Linked DNA regions of Homo sapiens: region 2 is linked to region 1. A link is a loop called in an ENCODE intact Hi-C map of the cell type or tissue named here. Cell type or tissue: Calu3. All regions are shown on one strand. Links, peaks and the distances in the headings refer to the core of each region. The heading gives the core; the rest is flanking DNA.

Region 1 (9,131 bases), core at 3,195-5,694:
ATATAGACACAACATACCAGAATCTCTGGAACACTGCTAAAGCAGTGTTAAGAGGAAAGTTTATTAGTCTTAAATGTCCATATCAAAAAGTTAGAAAGATCTTTACTTAATAACGTAACATCACACCTAGAGGAAATACAAAAACAAGAGCAAACCAACCCAGAGTTAACATAAAAAATAGCTAGCTGAGCTGAAAGAAATGGAGACATGAAAAACACACATAACATCAACAAAACCAAAGTTGTTCTTTGAAAGAATAAATAAGATTAGTATAGTACTAGAAGACTAATAAAGAAAAAAAAAAGGATCCAAATAAACACAACTGGAAATGTCCAAGGGGACATTACCACCGGCCCCACAGAAAAAAAAAAAAAAAAAAAAAACCTGAGAGACTCTATGCACACATAGTAGAAAACCTAGAAGACATTGATAAATTCCTGGAAACATACAACCACCCAAGACTGAATCAGGAAGAAACTGAAAGAGATTAATAGTGAGTTCCAAAATTGAATCAGTAATAAAAAACCTACCCAAAAGGAAAAGCCTTGGACTAGACGAATTCACAGCCAAATTATACCAGATACTATAAAGAAGACGGGGTATCAATTTTACTGAAACTATTTCAAAAATTTGAGGAGGATGGACTCCTTTCTAACTCGTTCTATAAGGCCGGCATCATTCTAATACCAAAATCTGTCAGAGACTCAATAGCAGAAGAAAACTTCAGGCCAATATCCTGGTGAACATAGATTCAAAAGTCCTCAACAAAATACTAACAAACCAAATACAGCAACATATCAAATTCAATCCATCATGATAAGATTACCTTGTTTCCTGGGATGCAAGATTAGTTTAACATATGTAAATAAATAAATGTGATTCATAACATAAGCAGAACTAGAAACAAAAATCACATGATCATGTCCATACACACAGAAAAGCTTCTGATAACATTTAATATCTCTTCATATTAAAAACCCTGAAAAAAAGGCATAAAAGGGACATACCTGAAATATAATAAGAGCCATCTATGACAAATTCACAGCAAACATGATACTGAATGGGCAAGCGCTGGAAACATTTCCCTTGAGAACTGGAACAAGACAAGGATGCTGACTCTCACCACTCCTATTTAATATAGCTGTGGAAGTCCTAACCAGAGAAATAAGTCAAGATACAGAATTAAAAGGCAAACATATAGGAAGAGATAATGTCAAAATATCTCTCTTCACAGATAATATGATTCTATACCTAGAAAAGTCTGCCCAGAGGTTCCTAGATCTCATTAAAATTTCAACAAAGTTTTGGGATACAATATCAAGGTACAAAAATCAGTAACATTTCTATATACTGAGAACGTCCATGCTGAGAGCCAAATCAAGACCACAATCCCACTCAAATAGCCACAAATAGAATAAAATACCTAGGAACACAGCTAGTCAGGGAGGTGTAATTTCTCTATAATGAGAGTTACAAAAGTTACTGAAAATCAAAGAGGACACAAATAAATGAAAAAACATTCCATGCTCATGGATAGGATTAATCAATATTGTTAAAATGACCATAATCCTCAAGGAATTTACAGTTTCAATGCTATTTTTATCAAACTACCAAAGACATTCATCACAAAATTAAAAAAAATCATACTAGGCCGGGCGCGGTGGCTCACGCCTGTAGTCCCAGCACTTTGGGAGGCCGAGGCGGGCGGATCACGAGGTCAGGAGATCGAGACCATCCCGGCTAAAACGGTGAAACCCCGTCTCTACTAAAAATACAAAAAATTAGCCGGGCGTAGTGGCGGGCGCCTGTAGTCCCAGCTACTTGGGAGGCTGAGGCAGGAGAATGGCGTTAACCCGGGAGGCGGAGCTTGCAGTGAGCCGAGATCCCGCCACTGCACTCCAGCCTGGGCGACAGAGCGAGACTCCATCTCAAAAAAAAAAAAAAAAAAAAATCATACTAATGTTCACAGGAAACCACAAAAGAGCCCAAAGAGCCAAAGCAATCTTAAGTTAAAAAAAAAAAAAAAAAGCTGGAAGAACCACACTACCTGACTTAAAAGTGTACTACAAGGCTACAGTAATTAAAACAGTATGGTACTGGTACAAAAACAGACTCATAGACCAACAGAACTGGTTAGAGAACCTAGAGGCTGCATATCCACAACCATCTGATCTTCGATGAAGCCATCCATAATAAGCAATGGGGAAAGGACTCCTTTTAAATAAGTGGTGCTGGGATAACTGGCTAGGCATATTCAGAAGATTTAAACTGGACCCCTTCCTTCCACCATATAAAAAAATCAGTACAGATTAAATACTTAAATGTAAATCCTACAACTATAAACACCCTAGGAGAAAACCTAGGAAATACTATTCTGGACATAGGCCCTGGCAAAGATTCCATAACAGACTCCAAAAGTGATTGGAACAAAAATTAAAATTGACATGTGGGACCTAATCAAACTAAAGAGCTTCTGCACAGCAAAAGAAAGTATCAACGGAGCAAACAGACAACACACAGAATCAGAGAAAATATTTGCAAACTATTCATCCGACAAATCCAGAATCTATAAGGTACTTAAACAAATCAGCAAGCAAAAAACAAACAACCCCATTTAAACATGGGCAAAAGATATGAACAGAGGCTTCTCAAAAGAAGACATGCACACAGCCAACAAGCCTATTAAAAAATGAGAACACCTGGACACAAGAAGGGGAACATCACACACCTGGGCCTGTCATGGGGTGGGAGGAAGGGGGAAGGATAGCATTAGGAGATATACCTAATGTAAATGACGAGTTAATGGGTGCAGCACACCAACATGGCACATGTATACATATGTAACAAATCTGCACGTGGTGCACATGTACCCTAGAACTTACAGTATAAAAAAAAATATTCCAAATATCACTAATCATTAGAGAAATGCAAATCAAGGTCACAATGATATACCATCTCACGCCAGTCAGAATGGCTATTACTATGTCAGAATATAACAGATGCTGGCAAATTTGCATAGAAAAGGGAATTCTTACACACTGCTGATGTGAATGTAAATTAGTTCAGCCACTATGAAAAGCAGTTTGGAGATATCTCAAAGATCTTAGAACTACCACTCAACTCGGCAACCCTAGTAGTGGATTATATCACTACCATTCAACTCAGCAATCCTAGTAGTGGATTATTAACTATATATTTGAAGGAATATATAGTTCTACCATAAAGATATATGCACAAATATGTTCATCACAGCACTTTTCACAATAGGAAAGACATGGAATCAACCTGGATGCTCATCAACAATGGACATAATAAGGAAATCTGACACATTTACACAATGGAATACTATACAGCCATAAAAATGAGATCATGTCCTTTGCCCCAATAGGATGGAACTGGAGGCCATTATCTCAAGCAAACTAATGCAAGAACAGAAAATCAAATACTGCATGTTCTCACTTATAAGTGGAAAACTTAACATTGAGTACACATGGACAGCACAGTAATAGACACTGGGGCCTAACCTACTTCAGGGTGGGGTGAGGAGAGGGCGAGAATCAAAAAACTATCTGTCAGGTAGTATTATCACTACCTGGGTGATGATATAATTTGTACACTAAACCGCAGCAACATGCAATTTACACATGTAACAAGCTAGCACATGTACCCCCTGAAACTCAGAGTTAGAAAGTAAAAATTTAATTGAAGCTATAATAAAATATAGAATACTAAAATGGAAAGTACACTTCAAAGACATGCTATAAAAGGTAAATAAGAATATATTATTATTTTGATACAAAATATTTTGGAATTCAATCTCAAGATAAGAATTATTTTAGTTTCAAATTGTATAATATAAAATTGAATGTTTAGCCTCTTTCATAAAGGATATAATGTAAAAAATTGTATCACTTGTTTTATATTTATTTTTTATATTTTCTGCATATTAACTTAAATTCATATTTGTAAAACTTTATTTTGTTGAGTTTATTCAGAGTATTTAATCATGAAAAGGTATTGTCAACATAAAACGTGGTGCCAGATGGACTAGGTTAGCACAATGTTTAATGCTATTATTGCATATTTTGGGGATTTTTTTTAATTGTCTGCTATGAGCTGTGTATGAAGAATGACTAAGTAATATTCAGCCAGCACGGAAAGAGAAATATCACATTTTGTCATCTTTATGTGGAATCTAAAACAATGGAACTCATAGAGGCATAAAGTAGACTGGTATTTACAGAGGCTGGTGGGGTGGGGCAGATGAGGAAATGAAGGTCAAATCTCAGACAGGAGGAGTATGTTTCACGTTTCAGAAGGGGTTCTATTAGACAGTGTGGCGAATACAGTTAATAGTAGAGTATTCTACATTTCAAAATTCCTAAGAGAGCAAAGTTTAAATGTTCTCACCACAAAAAATGTTAAATATTTGAGGTGATGGATATATTAACTAGCCTGATTTAATCATTCCACATTGTTTTCATGAATTCTAACATCAGTTTATGTCTCATAAATTTATTCAATTATAAATTGTCAATTTTCAATAAAAAATAAATATTGAAAACATCCTATAAACAGATTAATAAATTGTTTTAACATTAATGGCATGAATATAGGATAAATAAATTTCTACTTTTTAATTCCCAAAATGAGAAATTCAAGAATATCACCTTAATTATAAACAAAAATGTGTATGGTATAAAACAAAACAGAAGTGTTTTGAGTTTTTTAAACACAGAAGACAGTAAAGTATACGTCCAAGGGTTGTATGTAATGGGTTAAAAATATGTATCAACTTAAGGAAGGAAAACAGTCATGAACGTTTATGAAACAGTCGTGAATATAGTTAATTCATGTTACAAGCTGGATTTAAAAATAAAGATAGATAGGATATCTTAAGTATGTAAATCCTTTGAAATTTGTGCCAGATAGAATAAACATACTTTCTTTTAGTACTTAAATGTAACAGCATTTAGTATAATCTAAATGCGTGACTGGGATTATTGAATAAATAAATGTGACTTTATTCCTAAAATTTTAAATTATGTGGACTCTGAACCTGCACCAAATTGTCAATAAGTATACAGACAGCTAGAATATGCTGTTGAAAGGGATGATGTTTTATATAAAATAATTCCTTACTTTATTTTTTAAAAATCTGGCAACCCTAAAGTTCTAATGTTTTGTTTCATAATATTTAAGGGTCAGTTAAGTAATGTCTTGCTGAGATTTTTAATATTTAACTCACTCTCTTAAAAGTCTATTGCTTTTTCCTTTTTTATGCACAAAAAAATCTCAATGACATGATTATAATCTCATAAAAATCATATTTGTGAGTTAAGAATTGTATGTTTTAAACACTGGTTTAAAAATGCAATACACACACACGTACACAAAATGACAACATCGCTTTGTATCTTTAAAAATACTTTAAATTAAATTTCATGTAAGTGGTTTTATTAAATCCATATTGTATAAAATGACATGAAAGTTTTATAAATAATTCACATGGTCTTGAAATTATCAAAGGAGTATACACATGCATTCAAAATTATCTGTTAATAGAGAAATGTGTAGCCAGGTACACATATGTGTGTGAAAACATCAATACGCTTATTTATTATTAACCAATAAATTTGGAGTCAAATCCTCATATGCCTACAGGGTTGGGTTATTCTATAAGCATTCGATAAAAGAGAGAAAATAATCAAAAATAAACCAATGTCTTACATAGTCTCCCAAAGAAAAGTGTTATTTAGAAGAAGGGGAATTATATCCACCTGACGAGTGACATTATAGCCCATTTATTTCTCATCAAATACTATGGGGGAAGAGTTACATTTTGCTTTACCAGTTCAAGAGCAATTTCAAGCACTGTCAAGAAGTATTTGCTTAGTGACAAATGACACTACTCTCTTGAAAATTCAGAGATGCATCTATACCTTTTCTCTTTGCCTTTATTATTATTCTAGTTACATTTTATGTTTATCTTTATGTTTAGTAGTATTATCTCTACATCAAGGAAAGTCATATATTCTCCACCAGGCCTTTTTAGGAATAAAATAGATGGCAAACTCTCTGACACAATTTAACTATAAAACAACTTAAAGTCAAAAAAATAGCGACTTCTTTTCTGTGATGTATTTATGATTTGCTCATTTCCACAGGAATGACATTTCTAAATTTTGCACACAGATAAAACTGCCTAGGTTATTTTAAGACATGACTGATGTGCCAAAATTATCCCCACTTTAATACAGTATCTTGCAAATTTGCAAATTTCATTTATCATGAAACTTCTTAGAATTAAAAAACAGCTAAACTGGATCTACTGCTCTGGTATGTTGAGAAACCACTGTCCTAAAATAACATTTCAAATTTCACGTGTTGTGCCAAGGCAGGATTTTTAAAAATGATGTTTTGCTTTAATCTTAAGACATACTTGGATGATTCTGAATATAATTATTGAGTAATTAATGTGACACATTTTGACAAAGGTATGTATTCTAGAGTATGTTTTAAATTCAGACAAGCATTCTCTTAACGAATCATATCAGCATATTCAAGAGGGCAGGCATCATTTGAAAAGGAAATTGATCTGTTACACATTTTGACAGGCTTTAGAGCATTTAGCTGTGTTCTCTCAATTGAAAGGTGGTGAGAGTGGGTAAAAAAAAACGCTGTAAGGGTACAGTTTATCTTGTTTTGTTTTGATTTGATTTTAAAGTGGCAAACATCTTTCTAGTCACTTTTGCAAAGACACTCATTTTGTCAATCAGGGGCTGTCTTCACCATTGATAGAAAGGATTCCTGTGGGATTATTATTACGTTCCATACTTAGTTGTGTTTCAACTTCAATCTGTTTCACCAAAGCAAAGATACAGGTGATAGAAGATCATCGATGTTAAAGGAAATCGTCGTGACAACAAATTTTTCTTATTCACCAGCATGGTTCTCAAACACTTGGTTAGGAGCAATAAATTCTCATGTAAAGAAGGTATATAGAAAGATCAATATCTCCTTTTAAACAGTTTAACACATTTATTCCTAATGCATTACTACTCACTAACATGCTGAATACTGCTATGTAATGTTTTAAACATAACATATATTTAAGAGTACATGCTAAGATCATGAGTGGCAAAAATGATCAGTTGATATTTAGTTATAGATGATATGTATCAGATTATATGTAGCTGTATTAGGAGAAATTCCTGAAAGATGGATCTGGTTTCTTAATAATGCATAGGAGGCATCTGTGCACATCATTTTAAAGCATCTTCAATTTATGATAATTTAATCAAAAATTTTTTTATGTTTCTTGAGGAAATGTACCTTACAAACATTCCTAAGTGAAAAACAAAACAAAACAAAAAATATAAGTAGAAGACATATGCTTTTCGATATATGCAGATGTGTCTGTGTGTGCCTAAAATTATAAATATTTCACTGGAGCCTAAGTAAAGAATTTACTAATGTGTAAGACTGTAAAAATCAGATATTTATATAATGATATGAGCATTTCGTTCACTGTTATAAAGGCTTGGTAAAGTGGAAAACATATGTAAAGGAAAGGAGATCTGGTGGTTTCTAAATGACATAAATTGATTGTTTAAAAATTTTGAATAATTGCAGACAATAATGAAATGCTTATTCCTTTTAAAAATAAATTGTTAGTTATTTTATTTGGTCAATATAAATGTTCACATTACATTGAAATTTAAATTCTTTGAAATCAAAAATTATAGTAAGTAGGCATACTGCTGATAATTACAATATTAAGAATTTGAAAAAAGAATATATTAATGCATATAATTTTACTTAATATTGTAACTACATCTAAAACATAAATATATATTACTAAATTTTCAAATATTTTATCTAAATAATGTCTTTCTTACAGATATATTAATTCAACAAATGAATTAATAGAGCTAAAATATAAATTGACATAATCTAAAGAAAACCTTTGCCACTCTATTTAGGTATTTTTTGTTGCTAAATATTTTATGTTTTTATATTTAATAGATTTATTAAATCCCTTTGGTAAACTTATTTTGAAATATTTTATTATAATTAGTTATTCAATTAAAATTGCATGTACCAAATTAGAATTGAAACAATATAAAATGTCTTTTACAGTATGCATTTTCCTAATTTATACTTTTCTTAATTTATACTTTCATATTTGAGAAATTACCTTTTGTGTTATGTATAAATGTTATAATACATATAGGTAAATTAATATGCCTGTACAATTTTAGGCATATATGTGTTTTTATTCATAGCAATGCTAATATTTTAATTTTTTTGGAATTATAATATACTTAAAATTTTTCATATTTATTCTGTATATATTTTTTCTCATATACTTAATGATGACAACTCTATTGTTCATATTACCTGATATACATGGTAAATACATGATAAATAAAAAATAAAACCCTGAACAAAGAAAAAAGTGCAAAGAAAGACATGCAAAGAAAGGTTGATTCATTTATTCTAAGAAACTTGAGAAGTTTTAAATATCCTAACATAGGTGTAACTTCCCCCCAACACCAACAATCTGTATTACAGAGATGGAGAACTGTTCTCACAAATACGTGTTTTGAGAAAGTTCAGTACAAGTACACATCATGGTTTTAAAATTTTTAGAATATTTTCCTTATTTCCTATGTAAATATTTTCCTTAATATTTTTAGAATATTTTCCTAGCAACATTTTGTCATGTACTTTTTGACCTATTGACTCATTAAAGATGATGCATGTAGTTTATAATATGCCTGATTATCACAGTCTTACCTTTGTAACTTCAACTTCTAGAAGTTCTGTGAAAACTGAACAGCAAACTTCGTGTTGGACACATAAGGAAGAGTAGGAAAAACTTTCTTCTTTTTGCTTCACAGTCTTCTCAGCAAACTCTCGATGTGCCCCATTGCCCAGAGTTACAGACGCTTGTGCTTTTAGTACCACAACACTGTCAGTATGTCACTGCTTACTCAATGCTATTTTGGGTTCTCTGAGTAGAGTCATAAACACTGAGCCTTTTGTGCAAAATATCATAAGGGCACTCTGACGCTCGTTCATAGTCTGGAATTAAAATGCAGACAGCTACGCAAGTAGTATGAGCT
Region 2 (9,131 bases), core at 2,983-5,482, 88 kb before region 1:
ATACATTCCTCATTTCTAACATTTACTGTCCTTTTTATTCACAAAAGACTTTTGGATTATTTTTAGTTTTAATTGACAAAAACATATACATTTATGGTATGCAATGTGATGTCTGATATATGTATACATTGTGGAATGATTAAATCAATTTAATTAATATATTCATCACCTTAAATACTTATAAATAAAAGTGGTATGTTGAAGAGATAGCCACACTTCCATGTTCATTACAGCATTATTCATGATAGCCAAGATATGGAATTGATGGAAGCTAAGTTTCCATCAGTGAATTAATGGATAAGGAAAATGTGGTATACAGACAGAACGAATGCTATTTAGCTTTAAATAAGAAAGAAGTTCTGTCACTTGCCACAACATAGATAAAACTAGATAACATTATACTAAATGAAAGAAGCCAGCCACAGAAAGACAAACACTGCATGATCTCACTTTGACAAATCTAAAACAAGTAAATAAGTAACTCACATAAGTAGAGAGTAGAATGGTAGTAGCAGGATAGCAGGTGAGAGAATGAAGAGACATTGGTCAAAAGACACAAAGTTTCAGTTAGACATTAGGAATAAATTCAAGAGATCTATTTTACCACATGGTAACTATAGTTAATAATAAGGTATTTTATACTCGAAAATTGCTAAGAGAGTAGATTTTACTGCGCTGTTTTTTTTTTTAAATGCACCTTGGGCTCTAGTCAGTTGCAGTACAGTGTTGTATAACAATGTGTTGTGGTCATGGAATCTTAGCACATCATTTTCTAGCTGTGTGACCCTTCATAAAGCACAAAGCTTTTTGAGTTTCTATTCCTTCATCTGGAAAATGTAGGTGATATTAGTTACTACTTAATAAGGTTATTGTGAGGTTTGGATTGCATAGTGCATATAAAACACTGAAGATTGTCTCCTGGAGTATAATAAGCACTCGAGAGAAGCTCGCCATTATTATCACTAATTTTTACATGTTTTATACTGTTACATTGTATATGTGTCAAGAACATGCATAAACAGATGTGTACATACATACTCATACAATTCAAAGATCATGTTTTTATCCACTTATTTACTCCACTTGATTTAAGAATTATACTACATTCAGAGGAGCAATAAACGTACACACAGACCCACATTATAATGCTATAATAGAATTAACTATGTATTTATCATGTTATTTTAAATAAATGAGTATATGTTCAGTTCAGCACCACCTACCAAATATGATCATAATGCAAATGAGAATAGCAATGATGACTTCTACCTACCAAATATGATCATAATGCAAATGAGAATAGCAATGATGACTTCTGTCTTGAATCCCATGGAAAGCACAAGCTCCTGGTACTGGCAGGTCTGTGTGCTCCCACTGTCACCACAGTCACAGACATGGATGGTAAGGGTGTTTGTACTTGTAAGTGACGGGATTCCATTGTCGGCAATTAAGATGGAGATGTAGAAGACAGGTTCTTCTTGAAGGTTAAAACCAGTTCTATTAGTCAAAATGACAGCTGTGTTATCTAAAACAAAAATCCATGTGCATAATTTTTTCAACTACGTAAGAGAAATTTGTATGTAATAGTCACATGTGCTAGGGACAATAGTATAGAGATATGATCAAGTAAGTTCAAATAAAAGGAAGACGAAATTTCTGACGAGAAGACAACTAAAACATCCACACTAAATTATTAGTGTTTTGACATTACCTAAACCCTAATTATGTAATCAGATGAATTATTTAAATTATGTAGTAAAATTACTATTTAATATTATTAAATATTGAGTTGATACTACTTATTTAGTTAAAGTATTTATATTATTATTGAATTAATTAAATTGGTTCCAAAATGTCTTTGACACATATATAAAACATACGTGTAACACAGAAAATGGCTTTTTAATCAGATATCAATAATTTATAGGGACTACCAATATGAAATATAAGCTGATTGAGCTGGCTTTATTTGTGTTAATTACATATGACACGGTCTATTTTCTAATACTTGTGACCCATTATTTGTACAAATCCAGGGAATATACAAGACTTTCAAAGATATATATCAAAGCACATGATCTCAAATACTATATTTTCTAATTAGACAAAATAATTTCACTTGGTAGACAAGATCCTATTAGTATATTTCATATCACATTGCTGTTATTAATCTATTTTGTATTTAAAATTCTGAAAATCATTACACTTAGACTGATTCATTTACCTAGAGAGTCCATTCAAAAAAATTCATGAAAACAAACAATAAGCACTTCAACAAATATGCAATGACTCTTCTGTGAATCCCAAAATATTATGAATAACTTTTGTCATTGTAATTTCTTGTACCTCAGAACTGTATTTTCCCTTTACTTCTTTTTTACCATCCCTCAAAATATTTTCTATAGTCACCAAATTTTAGAAGACAATAGCAGTAAAAGGAAAATAAAAGCCTTTTGAAATGCATGCTTAAGTAGGACATTTCCCAAATCACCTTTTTAAAGACAATTCACTATGAAACCCTTAAGGTCTATAAAGCCCATGTGATTTTATTCGCTAGGCAGATCTAAGAGTTGAGAGACAGTTGACACTTTTTAAATATGCGTTTTATTAAATTACTTGTGACCACAAGCATTAAACCAAATCAATTTTGTATGCTTCAATGTATTTATTTCACCTCAGTAATTTATTTTATATTAATATAAATTAATCTATATATACAAATATCAATGTATTTAAATATATACATTTAAAAACTCCAGCTTAGATTCATTTATATTAATATATGTATTTTAAAATATAATTTTTAACTTAGAGTATAATAATAAAAAATAAATAAATAAAATAACGTTGAAGTCTGCAACAAATAATAATAATAATAATAATAATAATAATAATAATAATAATAATACATGTACCCCCTGAATCTAAGAGTTTGTTACATGGCTAAATTTTGTGGAAAGGAGTCTGGAGATTTGTCAAAGAGCTTGAAAGAGATATTTGTGGTTTTTGTCTGAAACATATTTGAGTTTCCTCCCCGGGGGAATTTGACGAGGGCAAAACAGACAGAAAGGTGTTGCATTTACTCTCGTATGAAAGGCCTCTTCTGAACAAAGCTTAACCTCAGCTGTAAGGAGAACTGCAAGTATTTGGTTACAGATACTTGAGTAATAAATCAACTGTGTTTCATAACTTTGAGGTATGAAAAAATTAAAACAGAAGTTCTTATTATGACAAAAAGTATCTCTTACTGAAGCTCATGAAAAAGAAGCAGCGTGGCTTTGTATAAAGTTAATCCACCTCTACAGAAAGGAAAAATAAATTCTGCCCCTACAAAAAGTTCTTTGGAACACTTAATCCTTAGATTGATACAAATTATTTAGTTTTGAAGGAATAAGAACTATATTAACCCAATTTCACATATTCTAAGCTCCTAATTGATGACCCTAAATATTTTTGAATCAATCAAGCTAATATGACTAACTAAAATAAATATCATTTTCTTCCTCAGTCATAGATTGAAGTCTGAGTTAGATGAGAACATGAAAGGAGCTGTGGTGTCAGAACTGCAATTATATTCGCAGGGTCATTCAGACTTTACAAGAGCTTACAGCCATTGATAACTTTAAAAAGTGTTTCTACTTTGAAGAAATGCGGTGAGAAATGGAGTCAATATTTTTAGAACTTAACATTGAGTTTTGTTTTCCATTTTAATTGTTACTCTTTTGCTTGATTTCCAAACATTATTATGTTGCAAGAACAGTATAAAAATCCATGCCATAAATTCCATTAAAGTCTAACATGAGTCACAAAAATGTATCAAAACTCATTATGAGTGAATGACATTACCTTGATTATCTATGATTGTAAAACTTGAATTGTTAGTGTCTTCTACAGATAGATTAAAGTAAAAATGGTGCTCTTCTATGGATTCATCTCTATCCACTGCACTGATAGTCTGAATTACCTAAAAAAAAAGGGGGATAGATTTTTGTTGTTGTTTGGATTCAGGAAGAAGATCACTGCTGCTATTATTATTAGCTTTTATTCACATTGCTTTATTACAATCAATAGGGACATTGCAGAAAATAACTGTCAAATCAGTGGAGAATATTAAAATGTTTTTTCTCAGGTTAAAAATATGTTCACTTCCTTTTTTCAAAGAGTGTTGTAATATTACATAATAAACAAACTCTTGTTGATGGATCAGGTGGATTCCAAAAGCTGTTTGTTGAAAGTCTCCAAAGCATTGCTTTTGTATTACTCACATCCTCCCTGCCTACATTTCACTCTTTCTTCCTTCTTAACTTTTTCTTTATCTGAATGTCAGACATTATGATTTGCTAAAGTTGTCTATTTCCTGTTTTTACTGAGAGCAAAACTGTGGTAGAGTTACTGGCTTACTAAACTATTTGCTGAAGTAATGAGATTTGCAATTGATTGAGGAAATAATGCATTTAAAATGTAGGGGCAATGTACATGATTTCCTTTGACCCATAATGATTATAGGAAAGTGTTTTACATCAAATAAGTTCATCTCTATATCTCAGATCATAAAACAATGAAGTACTGCAGACATGAACAAATCCATTTTCAATTAATTTTCTTCTTTCAAGACATGAATCTGTCAGTCAAGTAGTTCATTATTGTCGAAAAAGATATGCTGTCAAGATCACATAGTGAGATTGTGATTAATTGTGGAAATTAAAGTAAATTGATTATAGAAGTTATTGTTTCGAATTTTCTACAATTAAAGTGCCTTTAACAATATGTCAAACAAAAATAGCCTCAGATGCAAGATGACAAGCCCAGATTTATATTATACTTCAAAAAAATAGATACATCTTCACAGGCATAAAGAACATTAGGAAACCAATACGATCTGTATATTACTTCTCCACATTGATTTATTTTTAACTCATTACACATTACTAATAAATAATATTCATTTAGTGTTAATTAAGTAATTTAACAAAACACATTTTATTCAATCCATGCTTATAATTATACATGTGGATATTGATTTATGTTAAGGTAAAGCCTTCATTTTAGAATATTACAGGATTTTGTATAGGCTGGGTAGAGGGCAGGGGCTTGGAAACCCAATATTCTGAATCCTGGCTTTGCCATTTAGAAGTTTTTAACCTTGAAAAATAAAAATACTAATACTTAACCTTCAGGGTTCATTTTCAGGATTATAGGTCTTGGCTTGTCAGAGGGTTTGTCACACGACAAACTATTATGTGTTCCTATGTCTATTATGTGTTCCTCATGAAAATATTCTCTTGTTGAGTTTTTGCATATCATGGTGTCCTGAATATTGTTAGTCATAGGCATATGGATATCTTTATATGCACATTTGCTGAAATAAGATTGATAACAAAGTATAGAATTCATGTTTATCTTGCTGGCATATGTGGCTACAGTGTTCAGATAAGGAATATTTTATTTTACTACCTGATGTTCTGTATTAAACATGAGCATCTGAGTAAATGTTGCAAATGTCTCCCTTTGGGAATGAAGACTTAAGAAGACTGGAGATATGCTGTATGTATGTCAAAAGATTTTTAATAAATCAAAATACCTTATGCATATGTACAGGAAACTGAATGAGCAAGATTTCAACAGTCTGCCTCCTTTTAAATGATCATGTCTCCACTTATATTTGCTTTGTAAGTTGGGCTTCCAATAAGATATGTTTTACTGGCTTTCATAATTACTTTATAAAAATAGGAAGACACAGACATAAAATGAGTCATATATCAAGTATTATGAATTTTATTGAAGTTACCTTGAACAGGTACACTTAAACACATACCACTAATAAAGGGACCACATTAATATGCTAATAAGTTTTGATGGAGGATATTTATTTTTCCTTTAAATATACCAATGGAAAGGTTTTCATTTTCATTTTAAAATAAAATTATAAGAAAAACTTCTATATGTTGTATTGGTTGCTATTTACTTATATCTCTTTATCTGGGAACTATCGTTGACCTTATACATTTATGAAAGGAGTAAAGATAAATTAAAAGGTAAAAGTATATACCAAGAACAGCCATGGCTTGAGAGATTGGGAAAAGAGAAAATGAAAATAACTCCAAATTATGACCAATTCTGAAAGCTCAGATTTTTAGTATTCTTTTTGCTCTCTACGTAGAATGTTGGCCAATTTATTTCTGATGCAGTACATTCAATCATCTATATACAGTGCATTGAAAGCTACAATGGAAATACATTGTGTAAGCCCCAAGAATTGAAAAGTAACTACAATTTAATAAGAACTTACCTATGGGCCAGGATCTGTTCTATACATTATCTTAGATAATCTTCACAATGGTCTCTGGAATAAATCCTATTATTGTTCCCATGTTATAAATGTTTATATTAAGCTTCATATAAGCTAAGTGTCTTAGGTAAGTAAATTGGCTGGGCCAGAATTAGAATGTAAGCTGATGTCATAGGCAATGTGAAATATGAGTAGTAAGTGTAGCCCTCTAGGACATATTGTTCATATCCTAGACTTGTTCTTGTCCTACCAGATTTACATACAAAATGATACCGTAAAAGACATGAAATTCCAAAAGCAAGTAAAAATATGTCTCATAAAAGTTAGTGACAGAGAAATAAGTAATATAATTTTGTAGAATAAGGACCAAAAATAATGGTTAAAAATAGAAGAAAATAATGTGTTTTGATATGGGAGAAAGGGAAGATTTTCTAGGGTAAGAGTACAGCCAATGAGCTAATACTCAAATAAAAATATGAATTGAGGAAAAAAGTGTGATCCCAAGCAAAGAATATCAAGAAAATTAATGAAGGCAAAGATATCATACATTAGGTATAAATGTATGAAATTAATATTTTGTAGATTAAAGATGACCTACTAATGGAAGTTTCATAAGTTCCAATTTAGTTATTTTATGAAACTATAATCACTATTTGACTTTAAAGATAATCAGGAGAATAAAGATAATCATTTGCCTGCTATTAATCATTATGCACTATGTCTTTTTTTAAGAAAAAGTCACACATGGGCCAGTTTACTAAGATATCATTCCAGATTAATTATCCTGAGCCAAAAATAAGCCCAATACTCACATTCTTCAAACCAAAGAGATGGTTCTTATTAAACATGCAATTGATGGACAGCTAATTTAAGATGCAACTCTTGTACACAAATATTTGGAGCAAGCAATACATTTGTGTCTGTTTCCTTACCTTCATGGCAAGTCACAATGAAACCTACTTCCAGGATTAGTCAATGAATAAATTGTTGAATAGGATTATAAACTATAGATTGAATCATGAACTCTAAATCAAGATACAAATACTGAGTATTAATTTATATAACTCATCAATTCCTTGAAGTGCACTTAATAAACAATAAAAAAATGCTTCTCAATAGAAAAATGTTAAACAAAAAGTTGGAGTTGTAATAAATGAATATCTGGAAAGATTTTCTTAAAAATCTTATCTGAGTTGCTTATTTAGTTATTCTAGGTAGGTATACCTTGTATTAGGCTAAAGATGCAGATTGTCTCCCATTGCCAAGAAATTATTATACAAACATATGTATGAGACCATCACTTTTTATATTACTCTAATGAGTAAATGATTTTAAATTACACCTGTTTTGACAAAATAAATCTATAAAACTCAAAAAAGGTGTTGAACATCTGTTCAAACAGGCAGAGTACAAAATAATACACTAATAGAAGTAGAACCAACAAGAAAGTCTAGGTTGTAGTATGCTTGTTGTCTTTCTTTGTTTAGCAAAATATTAGAAGAAAAATGTTCAAAAGGTCATTATAGCATAATATTTTAGACCTGGATAGAACTGAGGATACTCTAAGTTTTCTAAAAGGATTTTTCACAAAGTTTCATTATATTTATTTAAATGTCATAGATATTATAATTGTTTTTGCCATTAACTTGTAGAAATTGATATTCAGTTGAAAAATACACATTCCTAGATTTTTATCTCAATACGTATTTTCTAATTTTCCTTTTAAAGTTAATATTCCAAATATACTTTTAAAATTCACATAAAATCAGCATGTATATGGAAAAATATTAAACTATAAAATATCTCATTAGTATCTTAAATGTATCCATTTAAAATGTATTTCATTAGTACTTACAGCACTCCAAGCAATCCTATGCCCTGGTGGTACAATCATGGATAAAGTTAGTCTCTGTCACCACTGTTCACATTCTAGTGGTGAAGAAGATCAAGCAGAATTGCAAACTTAAAAAGTATTGAGGAAGTACAGAATACCCAAATTACATTTTAAAAGTTATAAACACCTAAAGTACTTAATACTTAAATATTGGGGGGTCAGAGAACCTTGTATCTGTGCTGAAATTAGAAGATCATACAGCAGAAGTGAGCAGGGGATACATCGTGGACATATTAAAGAGTTTTGACTTTATACTGAGGGACACTCCCAGGCTCTAAGTTGGGAATGACATGATCATTACTTTTATTTGGGATCACATGGTTCCAGGCAAAGGACTGCATTTTAGAATGCTCCTTCTGAGGACATCCTTAGTGTAAGTCTGGAAATAGAGAATCTAGTCCGCAAGCTATTGTCATGATCCTATTGAACAACTGCTTGGTAATCAAAATCACTTTATGTGATATACAAAAAAACCCACTAACAATCACAATTATGGAATGTGTTATTTTAAATGAGAAACAATACAGAAATTACTGAGCAGTGTTCATAAATTGAGAATGGTACAGTATGCTTCAAATAGAGATATAATTCCTGAGTCCCAAAATTTGCCTAAGGGTATGCTGAGCTCCAGAAGATGTCACCAAAGTAATGTTTTTTCACCATTTTCAAGAGGGCTATATATTCTCCTCGCTACTCTCCATCCAGTAAAATCTGATTCTCCTGAAACTGCATGACTGCAGTCTTACCTAATAAATATAATTGATTTATAAAACTGATACATTGCTGCATATGTGCTGTGAGATTGGATGAAGGAAAGTTTGATTTTACAGGAACATCCCTCTGCAGACCTGCTTAGGTCAGGTTCACTCTAGAAGAGAAGATAGGTCCCTTAGGTTAGGTTCACTCTAGAAGAGAATATAGGTTCCTATTAGGGTAGAAAGAATGATG

Evidence for each region. A loop is a pair of places that touch in the nucleus more often than their neighbours do. Peaks named below come from ENCODE experiments on the same cell type or tissue, not always from the same donor. Only the 100,000 strongest peaks of a DNase experiment are listed, where the experiment ranks them.
Region 2: it touches region 1 in a loop (6-fold over the local background); 2 of 110 quality-filtered maps call a loop at or near these places.

The regions. Positions count from the first base shown.
Region 1 is chr18:66,595,152-66,604,282 of GRCh38, forward strand. It overlaps CDH19 (cadherin 19), which reads right to left and starts at 8,939. Exons shown (of 12, transcript NM_021153.4): 1 at 8,803-8,939. In Calu3, for the core only: no CTCF peak of the experiment used is centred there; a DNase peak (open chromatin) is centred at 4,260.
Region 2 is chr18:66,507,722-66,516,852 of GRCh38, forward strand. It overlaps CDH19 (cadherin 19), which reads right to left. Exons shown (of 12, transcript NM_021153.4): 10 at 3,847-3,964; 11 at 1,274-1,525. Among named protein-coding and RNA genes, the nearest start is that of CDH19, 92 kb to the right of the region's middle. In Calu3, for the core only: no CTCF peak of the experiment used is centred there; DNase peaks (open chromatin) are centred at 3,050 and 4,260.